Regions from separate parts of the Homo sapiens genome. Here region 2 is linked to region 1. Evidence: chromatin loops called from intact Hi-C (ENCODE). Cell type or tissue: heart right ventricle. All regions are shown on one strand.

What was found. Hi-C counts contacts between places; a loop is a spot of excess contacts. Peaks named below come from ENCODE experiments on the same cell type or tissue, not always from the same donor. Only the 100,000 strongest peaks of a DNase experiment are listed, where the experiment ranks them.
Region 2: it touches region 1 in a loop (9-fold over the local background); 34 of 110 quality-filtered maps call a loop at or near these places.

Annotation. Positions count from the first base shown.
Region 1 is chr1:103,102,528-103,110,527 of GRCh38, reverse strand. It overlaps COL11A1 (collagen type XI alpha 1 chain), which reads left to right and starts at 2,006. Exons shown (of 67, transcript NM_001854.4): 1 at 2,006-2,455. The coding sequence starts at 2,350. In heart right ventricle, CTCF peaks have their summits at 3,805 and 4,014 (motif pointing left); no DNase peak of the experiment used is centred here; H3K4me3 peaks cover 2,196 bases; H3K27me3 peaks cover 3,414 bases.
Region 2 is chr1:103,456,929-103,464,928 of GRCh38, reverse strand. The region is part of intron 1 of RNPC3-DT (RNPC3 divergent transcript); the gene reads left to right. Among named protein-coding and RNA genes, the nearest start is that of RNPC3-DT, 65 kb to the left of the region's middle. In heart right ventricle, a CTCF peak has its summit at 3,529 (motif pointing right); no DNase peak of the experiment used is centred here.

The DNA of each region.
Region 1 (8,000 bases):
CAGCTTCACAAATACGTATTTCTAAACTTGCATTCATTTCACTATTTTACATTTGAGAGAAGATGTAAAAAGTAATTTTTAAAATATCTGAAGAGTCGACAGAAAAATCAGTTTGTACACAAGTTTGGAAACAGCCAATATATACAAATTTTCCATCTGTGAGACGATGAGGGATAATGAAGATGGTAAATACATATATTTTTACTGTAAGGGTCTTAATTTGTAATTGTGCATTTCAGGTTCAAATGCAATATGATATTAAATTATTTTAACCAACAGTTTAAGGTTGTAATCTGAAGAACTAGTTGATGATATTTCTCTGCAGCTGATATGAGGCATCCCAAACATTCTGCCAACAGCATTACAAATGTCAAGTATTTTTTTACCTGTGATCTAAGAGATAGCTTCTTGATAAAGGAGTAGTTCTTTGTTATGGAGAGTGATATTTATATTGAAGGTATTTTCTAGTTGCTTTCTTCAGTTTATATGTCTCTGTTCATGCTGTTATACCCCTATAAGGGCTCAATCTAGTCTTTGATCACCTTTCTTCCAATTTTAAACTGCATGAAGAGATTTGATGTAATCTGATAGATCATGAGGCATATTTTGATGACTAATAGAAAACTGAGTTCCTAAAGATTAGTGGCAGCTGTAGAATTGAACATATGTACCCAGTAAACTTAGTTGAGGGCCTTTAAGCATTTAAATGACTTAAATACTCAAAGTAGGCCCTGGCCAATGCTTCTAGTCTTTGTCAACAGAAAAATGTGTTCATTCATCCAACCCATCTCTATTGAGTGGCTAATGTATGCTGGCACCCTGATGGGCACTGTTCCAGAAAATCTTTGAGAGAAACATCTTAGGAATTATTAACGAACAAAAAGGAGTCAATAGAATGGAATGATTTTAACGTGGAAAAAGTGACTTGGGAATCTATATTCCAGGTGTAAGAGGATTACTTTGAGGATGGGTTAAGTAGAGAGGGAATTTAGAAACCTGCCCTCTTCATTACTCTCACTGTGGAGTGACCACGTTTTTGGCTCCCGAGGCTGAGGGCCAGGGCCAGGCCCTTAATGAGGAGCTGTGGGCCGAGCCTCTTGGAGATTTCTGCTAGTTGCTTTCCTCGCCTTTTCTACACACTCCTCAGTACCCCCTCATCCAGGATCAGAACAGAATCAGCTGGAAAATTAAATTACTCACCCTCTTAATGTCAGCTCCCATAAATTTTTTCCTCCTTCTCCCTCAGAGTACAGTTCAACTCTTTTAAGAGGAAAGCCACTGAATGAACCTAGTGCTGAATTTAAACGTTTAAGAGATAAACCTGTCAGTTTCAGATCTCCAAAGAGGACTTCCCTACATGCTCTAGGTTTTGACTTCTAGGGTCCCTCCATTCTATCTTCATTCCTTTCTTCTAATTATTGGGTTAAAAAAATAAAAATAAAAACACTTTTCAGAGTAGGCAGCGCAATGAGTCCACTGGTTCCACGTCTGCCATACGAAGCAGATTTTTGCACAAGGATAAGGTTACCGCTGCCAGCCCAGGACTCCAGCGGTGTGGCCGATCAGGCGCTGGCCTCCTCCCCTCTCCCGCCGACCAGCGAGAGGCTAACAGACGGGTGCAAGTAGACAAGTAGCTGTTTTTATTGAATACAGAAGCTCCTTGAAAACTCCGTGTGCTCCGGGGCTCTCCTGCAATTCCTTTCATTCCCAAAGTGCTGGAGCCAAGCACGCGTCCCCCGTAACTCCCTCCCATTTTTTCTCGGGGATTTGGTAGGCGAGGAGGGAGGAGAGGAGTGGGGAGATGGGGGGTGGTTGGTGGGCTGGGCCTGCTCGGAGTCCTCATTCTTGGGCTGAGGGAGGCGGGGGCGGGCTTGGGGCCGCCCCAGAGTCGTGTGATTGGGTCTGACCCTCAGCCTGCTTGTCAGTTTCGCCCTGGGAGGGGGAGCTGGGAGCAGGGAGGGGAGTGGGCGGAGGAGGGGGCTGCCCGGAGCCACTCGTCCAGCCCACTGACGGCATGAAGCCTTTAGGGGCACACAGTACTCTCAGCTTGTTGGTGGAAGCCCCTCATCTGCCTTCATTCTGAAGGCAGGGCCCGGCAGAGGAAGGATCAGAGGGTCGCGGCCGGAGGGTCCCGGCCGGTGGGGCCAACTCAGAGGGAGAGGAAAGGGCTAGAGACACGAAGAACGCAAACCATCAAATTTAGAAGAAAAAGCCCTTTGACTTTTTCCCCCTCTCCCTCCCCAATGGCTGTGTAGCAAACATCCCTGGCGATACCTTGGAAAGGACGAAGTTGGTCTGCAGTCGCAATTTCGTGGGTTGAGTTCACAGTTGTGAGTGCGGGGCTCGGAGATGGAGCCGTGGTCCTCTAGGTGGAAAACGAAACGGTGGCTCTGGGATTTCACCGTAACAACCCTCGCATTGACCTTCCTCTTCCAAGCTAGAGAGGTCAGAGGAGGTAAGAAAAAATGGATTTGGGGAGGTGGGAGATTGCCGTCGGTCCTACTGCTTCTGCGCCCCTCCCCCCACTTTACCCTTCCTCCCCGCTCTTCAAGAAAAAAAAAAAAAAGCAATTCCCTTAAATACAATCCAGATTGTAGCTGCTACCAGGTTGGAATTGGAAACTGGAGAAAGAGATGAATGTAGGCGGGACAATAAAGGGAGACGAGGTAGGTAGCAGGAAAAAAAGATCTGTCAGGAGGAGAGCCTGCTGAAAATGCCCTTCACCACTTTCCAGCCTCTTTGAAAAGAGGAAAAATATTACCTTGAACACAAGGGCAGTTATACAAAGCTTTTGTTTGAGGCACAGTCTTTAGACTGCCCTTGGAACACATCTGGTTTCTTCAGATTCTAACTAATGGGAATATCTTTTTAAGGGTGAGCTGAGGAGAAAATATAAAGGGTATAAAATGAACCTTGATAAAGTTCTTTGTCTGCAACCAAGTGAGAAGCAGGCTGTTTTAGTTTTGGGGATATAAGAGAAACCAGGGGGGTGAATCTAGAAGATTAGGAACACTCTGTGTGTTTGGGGGGCGGGGGAGGGTCAATCTATTTTAAGTGGACAAAAATTGGCAGATTATTAGGAATAGGTTCAAGATAGGGAGAACACTTTCCCCTGAATTTCAGTGACTCCCCCCACCCCACCCCTCCGCTTCTTCTTGCAGGTTGGACGTGCAGTTCTCTTGGAGAATGATGAAAGTCGCCAAGCAAATGGGGTGGGGGCGGAGGACTAGGGATTGGGAGGGAAGGGGAGGGGGTGTGGGTAGGGTGGGAGGAGAGAGGTAAGGAACAGTTCCTACGTGGCACCACCAAATATTCAATGGCCAGACCTGCTCGGAAGTCTGCAACCCTGTCAGTACCCACGGAGGGAGAGCGACTTCACTCCTCCCCTCCGCCTTCTCCCTCCCTCTTTCCCCCGCCCTTTCCCGAAAAGGCATCTGGCTGGAGCGGTCCGTTAGGTGCCTTAGAATCGACTGGCAGGCGAAAGCCTTTGGAGGTCAGGGAGCCCAGACAGCTTAGAGTAGAAAGCAAGCTTTGTGAGGAGTGCAGAAAGAAGCTGGGGGATAGGAAGGAGGGTGACTGACGAGGTTGGGTCAAGGGAGATAAAAATGGTCAAGCCCAAATGCGTAGGCTTTAGCAGAAACTTGAGTGTGGCCCTGGGTCTAGATGCCAAGATCTGAGCTCTCCCTAATGAGAGTCAGCCCTCCCGGAGGCCGATCTCTGAGACCAGGTTATTCCTTCCACACGCTTAGTGGCTTTCAGCTTCCCGAGTAGCAGGCAGCGCTAGATTATTCCCTTGGGTGACTTTTCCTGCTAAATACAGTGAAAGTCCTATTAGGACTATATTTGAATTTTGAAAGGAGTTATTATGTTGATTAATTATGTTGATTCATTCATTTCCACATTTTCAAGGATAGATAAGAGTGTCTTTGAAAGTGAAATCCATCAAAAAGTTTGTATTTTACTTTTGGTACCTGGTCACCGGTTGGATTGGTCAATTCTGTCAGCAGTTCTGCCCTCTGCTGGTTTTGTTTATTATTTAGAATTCCTGCGTCTACCGTGGGACATGAGGCCTCTGTAAGTCCCTCTTAACTACAGTGGTACTGGAAAAGGACCTTTGATTAAGGAAAAATGGATATGCCATTTCTTTTTCAGCATGTCACACACGCATGTAAATGAGAATATTGTAATGGCAGCTATTTATTGAAAATTATAGGAACTGAGAATTTCTTCGGTGATGGATGAAATACAAGCTCCGAGAGACACTTTTGCATGGATTCAGGGATTATTTTACTGAAGCTATTTATTTTTATTTTCCACATTGAGCCTTTCTGTGGCGATATGTGAATATTTTTTAATATCAAATTTCTGTACTTTTCATGCATAAATTTTCTATTTTCAGTCTAGCAACATACCTGAAACACTTTTAAACAGCATCCCAGTACCACATCAAATAAATGGTGGGAAAACAACTTTCCCTATTTTTATGAAGCCAAGTAATGATAGAAATAGCAAAGTATAAGGATTAGATTTTGTTGGGTTTCTTCTTCATGAAATGCCCTGAAAGTTAAGTGGTAGTTTAGATATTTATATTTTAAGATTTTGTTATGTGTTTTATCAAGCTGTTTAGTGCTCATTTTTCCTGGGAGGCCACATATTAACATAAATCCACTTTTGTAGGCATTCTTATCCCTTAATTAACTTCAAAAAGGGAATAATAGTATATTAATGCTTAAAAAGAAAACATTGGCTACAAATCCTGAATCACCACACAAGGGAAAAATAAACCCAGTGTCCACTTCTGATAATAACCTTTAGATTTGTGGTTGAAGTAAGATTTTATACCAATTTCTAAATAAAGATATTATATCCCAGCATCATACTATGACATTGATTTCATTGAGGTACAGTGATAAGATTTGGATATTAAGCACAAAGATAATTTAAAACAGATACTACTTTTATATAAAATTAAAACATTAAAACCTTAAAACATCTGAGTTCAAAACAAAGTTAGACTCTAAAGAAAATAATATAGAGAAATTTCTTGGAAGTGAATGGATTAAAGAAAATTTATGACTTCATACCTAGTCATATTATTTTACTTTGAAAAATCAAACTATAACTTGGAAATATTTATTATACTCATTAAAAATCAATCCTTGCTGTGATTTAGAATAACAAGGTTAAGTGTGATTTTTATAAATATTTATTTACATTAACTTCAATTTTATGTTTCATATATATGTTTATTTTTAAAGTAAATGATGTATCTCAGCGATTTATTGATATTCTTTGGCAGTTAGTCCATTACTTACTATTCACAGGAGGTGGGGTTTACCTGGAATTCATAGTGACCACACTATGATTATCTTAAGATAGATGAGTTTATGTAAGGGTTTTAAGTAAGAGTTAGACTTAGCTATAATGAAGCACTAAAAAAAAAAAATCTAATTGAATCACTTTTTACTAATTAAAATTACATTTAACCTTTGGCAGTTAAGCCAATACTGTATCTTGTAAAAGGCTGATCAAACTGGGAACTTTGGAAGCTTGTCAGGAATCGATAGTGAGCCCTGAAGAAGTGTAGTTTTGAGTGCCCAGGATCAGCAGGTGAAATGGTCCTGGCTTCCAGAGTATGTGCTAGTCCAACAGTGCAAAGAGATCGAATTTGTCCATTTGGTTCCTTAATCAGAAATCAGAAACTCAGATATGCTTCTGATAAGAAATGCAGTGTTTGCTAAACTCATTAATATTATGTCTTTCCATTTGTTTTTTAAATTCAAAATTGATCAGGACTATAATAGAGAAAGAATATAGACTAAAGAGAAACACCTTTCTGCATGCTTTACACACATAGCTTCAGTTTAGGTGGCACAGATTCTTTTACCTAGTTGTCCATTAGTTTTGAAATTAAGTTTCTTAATATCTTAAAGTGACAATTTGCTTCATAATTAATACTTAACTGAGGGGATACTTTATAGAAGTTATTCTCTAAAAGGTATTTGTATAGTTTTAAACAAAGTTATGCAGTAGCAAAGTGAGAAATGTATTTGCATAACATAATTGGTAAAAAATTAATATTTTTTCGGTTTTTTATTTTCTTCAATTTGTGACTAAAATAGAACCACATGGTTGTTCATGTTAAGTTATCCTTAAAATACAGCAAAGCAAACATCTCTTTTCAAATTTATGGGTTGGCTTTCTAGCTAAGAAAATTGTATAAAGAGTCACCTTTCTTTTCTAAAAATTTGCTTTTTCCTAGGATAAATTCTCTTCACTCTGATTAATTTAGTGAGATGCTGGCTATTTCATGATAACAAGGATTTAAATCAAGTTTGGTTGAGAGTCTCTGTGTAATACAAGCTGAATTTTTAAAAGGTTAAAAAAAGGTGTTTATATAAGATTTTTAAAAGAGAATGCTAGCACTAGAAATTATAGAAATTGCTAATCAATCTTACCTTCTCAATAAATGAGGAAACTAAGACACAAAAAGTTGTCAGCTGAATACTCTTCCTCATAAAAAATATTCTTGTAATATTCAAGGTTTTTCTGAGTAGAGTGAAGATCTGTAATGGTGATCAAAAGAATTTTAAATAATAGAAGTCTGAGACAATGGAATGAGAGGAGAGAACTTAGTAGTGCAAGTTCTAATTAAAGTTTTATTTTGGATTGTCAAAACACCTGAAACTAATGTAAGTACCTTTTAGCTCAGGAAAAAATTGACATTTAATTTATGGGAAGTACTCACTCTCAATGGACTACCATGATATCTGTTGTGCAATCAACAACTATTACAAATTTAATTACCATATGTGAAATTACAAGGAAGTAAAAGAGAAAGAATTCGATATATTATCGCTATATTTATTTCCAGAAGTCTGAAATTATTAGACCATATATTTGCTAGAGTTTAGATTAGTGAGAAGGTAGATATAGTGAAAATGTCTTATATAAAGAAATTTAAATAGAAAATAGTTACAGAATGAATTTTTTAAATACTCTATTTACTACCTTTGAAGAAAGGTAATTTTTGATCATTTGTATTCTTAATTATGTCATTTTATAAGATTACATCAAAGTAGAAGGCGTAATACTCTATTCATTGCTGGATTAAGAACATAGTTTTGTATGCTCTCTAAAGTTGTTAATAGAAGACTAGGTCCAACTTTGAATTTCTAAGAAGCTTAGAAAATTATATATTTATTTCAAATAAAAAATGGCAAATTTCTGATATTTTCAGGTTAATTTCAATTGATTGGATGACATATATTTTATGTATACATATAGTATGACTTTTATTAATGTCAGATAATCATTATGACACACTTGTGTGTTGTTTGTTTAACAGTTTTTTTTTAAACAAGTGGCAAACTGAAGAAAAAAATAGGAGAGAACGTAGTAGTGCAAATTCTAATAAAGGTTTTTATTTTGGATTGTCAAAGTATCTGAAATTACATAAGTATCTGTTAGCTTAGGCATAAATGGGCAGTTAATGTATAGGAAGTAGTCACTCTTAGTAGGCTACCATGATATCTGTTGTGTTGTCAACAACTATTACAAATTTAATTACCACATGTGAAATTGCAGGGATGTAAGGGAGGAAAATTTTGATTTTCTATCTCAAAATTTATTTCTAGAAGTCCAGTCTTCAACTAGTATTCCCACCAAATTAAGAGTCTTTCTGTTTTTAGGGAAAAGCAATACATGGCCATAGGGTCCTGAAGATTATACTGTGAAAGCATTTATCATGAGTTTTTATACTCACAATTAACTATACCATTTTATGTAAATATGGAGTTTAAAAAATGCTGAGATATCTCCATCATTGTATACAATTTTTAATGATTATGTTTAGGTATTTAAAAGCCAGAATTTTATTAGATACACTTTTATTTTCTCCTTACTTTTGGAGAAGTAATCAAGCATGGATGGCGTGATCATTAGGAATTCAAGGCAACTGCAAGTGGGGACTGAGCGTTGGTCAGCATTTCTGCTTTTAC
Region 2 (8,000 bases), 350 kb before region 1:
CTGACAGTAGGGTATAGAGTAGGCTGCTGTAACAAACGCTAAAAAAGTGGAGGTGGCTTTGGAATTGAGTACTGTGTACAGCCTAGAAGACTTTTGAAATGAATGATGGAAAAATCCTAGATTGTCTTGAAAAGACTATTGATAAAAATATGGATGTTAAAAAAGATTTTGGTGAGGGCTCAGCTGGAAATAAAGAACATGTTATTAGACATAGGAAGAAAGGCAGTCTTTGGTATAAAGTAGCAGAAAACTTGGCTGAATTATATTCTGTCAGTGGGTGGAAAGTTAACTCGTAAGTTATGAACTTGAATACTTAGCTGAAGAGATTTCTGTGAAAGTATGGAAAGTGTGTCCTGGTTTCTTTTTGCTGCTTATAGTAAAATATGAGAGGAAAGTGATAAATCGAGGAAGGAACAATTAAGCAAAAGGAGCCAGAATAATAATTGCTAATTTAATATTCTATAAAAATATTTTTATTTTATCAAACTCCTTAAATATTTTTGAATTATTTTTTAAATATATGAAAAATAACATTAATTTAATTAGCACAATCTTCATTGTCTAACAAATCAACCAGATTCTGCCTACTGTTTGTCTATAAGTCTACCTTTATTTAAAAAATAAATTAAATGTGTTACTGTGTGTATTTCAATCATCCCAGGTCAGAATTGGTCAGATTGATAAATAGATGGATTAGGTATGCAATCTGCCATGAGATTTTGAAATAAAGTGAAGCTACCTTTAATATTTTCCTACAGATATTCTTTTTGCTTTGTTCTCATGGAACTTATTCTAAAGAATTAGGCATTTTTGGTGAGAGTTTGGGGGACAGAAAAAGTGACATCATTAAACAAAATTTTATCACTTCTGCAATGTACCTGAATGCATTCTACAAAATATCTGAATTCAGAACATCTTTTCATCATCTAGACTACCTTATATCTACTGCTAAATTGAGCCTTATCAGATTATTTATATATTTATATATCTGCTCTCTCCCTCCAAACCCTTTTTTATAACAGGTTCTTATATTCAGAATACAGATCTTCATGACATTCAGGCAAGAAGATCCAGGAAGTACTTCTCTAATCTTAAGTTCGTAGTATTTATGTATGTGATGCGCGCAGGGATGCTTAATATATTATTTTGGAAAATTTCCTTTATGCTTAAAATATTGCATAATTTTTAAAATTTTAATATTGGTAAAAAAACATACAGAAATGTACCATCTTAACCATTTTTAAGTGCACAGTTCAGAGGTGCTAAGTATATTCTCACTGTGGTGCAACAGATCTCCAGAACATCATTATTTTGCATAATTGGAACTCTATATCCATTAACTACTCCCCACTTCCCTTTCCCTGTAGCTGCTGGCAACCACCATTCTACTTTCTTTATCTATAAATTGGATTACTTTAGATACTTCATATAACTAGAATCATATATTATTTGTGTTTTTGTAACTAGCTTATTTCACTTAGTATAATGTCCTCAAGGTTATTCCATGTGTTACATACATTCCATGTATGTAACAGGATTTCCTTCCTTTCTATAGCTGAATAATATCTCATTGTGTGTGTGTGTGTGTAAATATTGCATTTTTTATTTACTTATCTATCAGTGGATATTTGGATTGCTTCCACCTCTTGGCTATTGTGAATAGTACTGCTATAAAAAAACACAATATGCAAATATATCTTTGATATTTTGCATTTAATTCTTTTAGACGTGTGCCCAGAAGTAGGATTGCTGGATCATGTGGTAATTCTATTTTTAATTTTTTGAGGAATCTCCGCACTATTTTCTATAGCCACAGCACAATTTTACATTCCTACCAGAATGCACAAGAGTTCCAATTTCTCTACATGCTTGCCAACACTTGTTTTTTTTTTTTTTATTTTCTTTGTTAGTTTTAATAGTAGCCATTCTAATGGATGTGAGGTGATTATGCATAATTTTAAAATAAAAATATAGTAAATATCATTTTCAGTATTCTATTGAAAAATGCACTACAGAGTTAATAACATAATTAGTGAAATGTATGTGGCATGCATAAAAATAGGTTTCCATTTTTAATGGCAAGATTAGAAGCAGAACATTTTTAAAGACATGAGACAGAATGAGTACTTCCAAGATTTTTCAAAATTCTGACTCATTACTGTTGTGTGAATTTTAGTAGAATCAGTTTCTTTAACACATATAAAGCTCTGTGCCAAGCACTATTCCAAGTGCTTTTCAAATATTAAGCATCCACTCATACTAATTTTTCTATGATATAGATATTTTTATGCTCATTTTACACAAGAGGAAATTGAGGCTTAGAGGGAGTCTTAGCAAGTAAATGGGAGAGCAAAAATTCATTTAATATTGACTAAAATTAACTTCAGAAAGCCAAAGATATTTCAATCATATCTTGTTATTTTCAAGAGATTCTGCCTCATTTTACTGGGAAATACTTGTATTTCTTAATCATATTCTCATATTGTCAAGTTCCTCCTTCTGAGAATAGGCCTACCAAGGTAGAAAAGCAGACATTGAGGGTTGGAGTTCTGCTAGCCTAGTGGCACAAATAGAATAGAGTCAAGGAATGTAAGGTATTAACAAGAGAGTGCCATGGCTAGGAAAAATATAGAGATTTCAGTGAACATGATGGCTCAGTGAAGTCAAAAATACAGGAAGTAGATGAAAGAATAAGAGTTTGGAGTCAGAACAATGTGATGTATGAATTTATAGTTTTCAGCGGTTCATTAGAACATCCAGTTTAACTAGAGAAAAATAACATCAAAACTAGAAAGCTTAGTTATTTAATTGAATATTTTTTTAGCTGACTTGAGTAAAAGAAAGTTTTAGAATAAAAGTCCAATATATAATTTAATTACATGTAGCAATATTGAAATGTTTCTCAGTTTATTTGTGTAAACTTATCAAATTTAGTATTTCAAACCAGGATACTTTAACTTGTGTGGACTTATCGAAGTACATTGTCATTTAAAAACCATGCATTAGTCACATATTAAGAAAACAATAGTGTACAATGTAGTCTTATAAATGCAAATGTTCCACAATTACTCATTTGTAGTATTGTTTTAAAAGTAATTCCTTGGTGAATAAGAAAAAACATACTGTCAAAGCTCTGAGGTAAGATAGATTCATTTTTTTATGTCAACTTTCCATATTCACATACTTTTCAGAAAAAGAATCTATAATATAATGTTGTCTTCTTAATTTTACATTATAAAAAGATTAACATTACATACACTTTGGGGTTTTCTGCTTCTAAGCTATTTCTTCAAAATTTATTAATTCTCTTTGACTAAATCAGCTAAGACCTTGTCAAGTATTAGTTTGTTTTGAAATTAGACTCCACAAATGTATATAAGACAATTACATTCTTGTCTTGAGCTTAAAAATTTAAAATATAGTTTGGCACTGAGGGTCTAAGATATTTTAAGTTTAATAGTACAATTATACCACTGTTCACTAAATAAATCTTGAGTCTAGAGCAGCTACCTAGGGATTCTATGCTATTGTTATGATTGACCTGTAGAGGTCACTATTAACAGACAAATGAAAAGCTTTTTGCAATTACAGGTTAAATAGCTAAATTTTAATTTCTGTCTGCTCCAAATTAGTAGAAAGATTATAACACTACCTGGCACTAAGACATCATAAAATGTAACACAGCTTTAAAATTATATTTTTAGATAGTTAAATGATTAAAGTAGATATTACTACCTGAATAAATTAGCCAAATCATATGATTTCCTAAACTTCCAATTTCCATAGTTCCTTAAGCAAATTGACAGAAGACAGACCCTACTGAATTGAGTTTTAATACTTTTCTATTTAATTATCTTCTCTAGTATTTAATATAAGAATCTATGACAAGCAAAGGGAAACCAGACCTTGTTTGAATTCTCTGAACTTGAGATGTATCCTAGGAAGTGTGAATTTTACCCATTAAAAAAAAAAAAAAACTGAGCAGAAAACACTAATAAAAAGTGATATAAAGTAATCAACTTATAGCCTTTTCAGTTAGATGGCAACCAGGTGGATATAGGTAGGGAAAGAGAGGAAGACTGTTCAATAGAAAAACCATCCTTACCATGAATGCCAGTAAAACGCCCTCAGAATGAAGGGAATCTGTCATTTTGTGTAAATTCTCTTCTGCTTCCATAAACACAGCCGTAATCAATTAAAGACCAACTTGTGAAGGAGCCATTGTTTGCAGTTCCATTCAGACATTGCTGAGTTGTCTTTTAGACTGCCCGTGCGGAAACACTGGTAAGGTGATGAGAAAGTTCAAAGCACCTAACTTTTCAATGTGGATTTTGTTCCTTAGACTTTATTTTATCTTTTTATTCATTAAAAAAATTGGAGTGTCATATATGTGTTGATTTTTGCTTCTGGGAAATGAAGGGGGCTTAAGAACATAGCAATGCTTGAAAATACTCTAAAGATACAATTCCCTGTGACTTTCAGAGAGCAGTGTCTCTCATACATGAGTTCAAGAGGAATCAGTGTTAAAAATGCTTGTTAAGAAAATAAGCAATACTACTTCATCAAAATTCTCTTGGTAGAAAGTGAGAGTGTTTTCTTTAACATCAACAAATCACTTTTTAAATTTTCCATGATTGCCATTTTCTTCTTGTTCTCAACCTCTCTCCTATGCTCCTAATTTGAGAGAGGCCCTATTATTGGCACTGAAGTTGTCAATGTCCAATCTTGATTGCTGGATTTGGGAGACTGGTGGAACTTTACTGAAGAGGAGATGTAATACTACATTCAAACTATTTGGCATAAATGATTTTTAAAATTAACATAATAATGATGAATCAACATTAAACATTTAATGCTATTGGTATGTATGAAACTAGGAGTAACCAAACTCTTTCTCTCTCTCTCAGACATAGGGAATAAAAGTTACTTAGTAATAAAAGTAAACCCTTAGATGCTTTTCTAGACAGAAATGGTCCAAATTTCTTCCCTGCCTGCCTAAAGAATAATCTGGAGTAGGCCTGGATGAAGTCCCATTCAACCATAGTTGAATATTCAAGCCAAATATAAAAGTTTATAAAATGGAAATTAAAGAATAAAGTGATTCAACAAGAATATGTTTTTTTTTCCTAAGACTTCTTTACTTTTCTAGATCAAATAAGGAGAACAATTCTCTTTGGGACTACAATTTAATAAAACTGCTGTGTCTTGTCCCCATTATGTGTGCACATAAGCCTCTCTCTCTTCTCCTTGAGTGACATGTCTGGGGAGGTTATAAGGAAAAGCCTTAGTGCCCAGACCAGCCACTGTACAGATGACTCAGGACACCTTCACTAAATCCATTCATTACCCTGGCCCTAGTGGGAGTTACAAGCAAAGCCTGCCAATTAGATGTTGGTAATGTGGACTCTGCTTTAGGGAATTGGGTAAGACTGCCAGAATTCATTCCTGAACTTTAGCAGCCACAAAAGCGTATTTTTCTGTCGTCTGAAACTGATTCAAAACCAGGTCCCAAAAGGACAAGCTTCCTTTTGTGCACCATGTATCCTCAAGTCCAACGACTACTAATGTCACAACATCAGGTTTTGCACAGGATCACAGGAAACATCTGATGAAGGAAAAGAGAAGAAAAAAGTCATCGTTTGAGTTGATTAACCTCTGTTTTACTCTATTTTCTAATTTTTGACTATTCTTTTTGGAAAATTATTCTTTGGTAGTTCACCACAAATTAATGGTGTTTTATTCTTAAATGAGAGATTAAATGTGTGACATATCAGAATCATAAAAAAAGCTTTCCAAAATCTTTAGATGTTGAATTTAGTAATAATGTCATTTCATATTCAGGGCTGCTTGTCCTTGCCTTGAAAAAATATTTCCAAAATCCTATTCTGAAGCTGTATTGGCGTCACTATTTCTTTCTCTGTTAATAAACACACATTAAGTGGAAATGCTTTGCTTTCAAGTTCATTGACATTATCATTGTTTCATTTTTATTTTTTATTTTTTGGTTTTTATTTTTACATGTTAGTTTGAATGTTCGGGTGATGATTTGAAATTGTTGAGGGGCAAAGGTAGATTTTCTTAATAAGGATTCTGTGAGTTTAAATATCTTATTAGTATAATAAACAAATCTTGGAGAATTTCCAAGTCATTTTGCAGAAAATGTGAGAGAACTCTAAACAGTAAGAACTTTAGATAGTAAAACTGCTAGTACATGTAGACTCAAACAAGAAAGATTTGACTCTGTATCAAGGTGATTTTTTCTTTTTTTCTTCCTAAAGCAATGTATTCTTTTGGCTTCTAGTCCTAATTTTACTTTAGAAATTATTTTTTAATGTGTTTCAGACAGGGGCCTTCTGTCCAGGTCTTGAATACAAGTACTGTATCTTTGTTTTGTATTCTTGTACAAATATATTTTATTGGGAACCTATTTCAAAATGCTTGTTAAACATATGAGCCTATTCACATAAATGCACTCTAGTGCTGTAAATGTAGGGGCAGAAGTTGGAACAGAGGAACCTATGTGTCCTGCTCATGGCAGCAGCTCACTGTTTGGGGAGAGAGGTTTTTCTTCATCAGCTCACTGCTTGTGCACACGCCGCACTTCATACGCACTTACTTCTCTCTGCTGTGACATGCAAGCACAGATACGCACACACACACACACACACAAACACACACGCGCGCACACACACACACCCATTTATAATTTAAGGGAAAAAACATATTAGTCATAAAGCTTAAGAGTTGAAAGTAAGCAAGTAAGGCCAGGATAGTAACTGTTCAGAACTTGAATGAATTGCCACAGTTTTCACCAAGTAACTGGCTGGCCCTTCTCAGGCAGGCTCCAAATTCCTGTTGAAATGAAGACTTTCTTTCCTGGACTAGGACTGGCATTCCTGGGAAACAATGGCCCTTTTCAAATAGGCTCTGAAATTTCACAGGTGAAGGGAGAGGGGCAGTCATTTGATCCCACCCACAAGAAGCCTGTTAGTATTTTAAAAAGTGAAGACAGAGCCTATCATGGAAATACAGGCAAAGCTGGCTAGTGGCTAAGAGCTGCAATCTAGACCCACAGTTCTGCAGATCCCTGTGAAATATGAATCAATTTCAATGTTCTGTCTTCGACTTACATTGCAACTCTTTTTTCTAGATTTTCTAAAGAGCAGAGTACAGAACCACTGAAATTGAGTTTTACTTCATATTACATGTTCTAGAAGAGCAATACAGAAGTTTAATTAGGGCATGATATTAGAATCTATAAAATAAACATCTACTAATGTATATGTGTGTGAATATATAAATACATATATAAATATATATATAATAATTTTGAAAGAGATGCAAGATTAAAATACCAAATAGATACACAAAACTCACGCATATATAATAAATATCATATACAACCTAATATGATAATTTTACCTTGCATCTCTTCTAATATATTTGAGTTTGGTCTAATTATATTTTAATTCAGTGATTTAAAGATTTAAAATACTAAGATAATTTAGGGAATTCTTTATAAAAACATAGACTATATCCAATTTGAAAGAATTTGAGCATATTGATTATTGTAATTACAGTTAATCTCAGGTGTATTTCATAGCTTAAACTTTTGAGAATAAATTCACAGCTATTTTTGAAACTTTTATTTGATCAGATCTCTCTGTGATTAAGGTACACTGTGGGTTTTAGTACTCTGTTTCATGTATGAAAAAACCAAAGAATGTTCCAATTGTGATATTTATTATTAATAAAATAGGCAAAGCTTATTAGACACACCTTCCTGCAAGTGACTATATCATTCCTTTTTTAGTCTTTCCAACGATCCTGATAATTGTTCCAAGAATGTTGTTGCACCCAGTATTTAGCTTAGTCCTAACTTGAAGACTGATTTTAGATGTATATTACTGAAGACTCAGAAAACACTTATTTTTTCCTTAAAGGCAAATACAAATCTATTTATGAAACTATTATTGAATTATATAGGCCTTCTCTAAGAA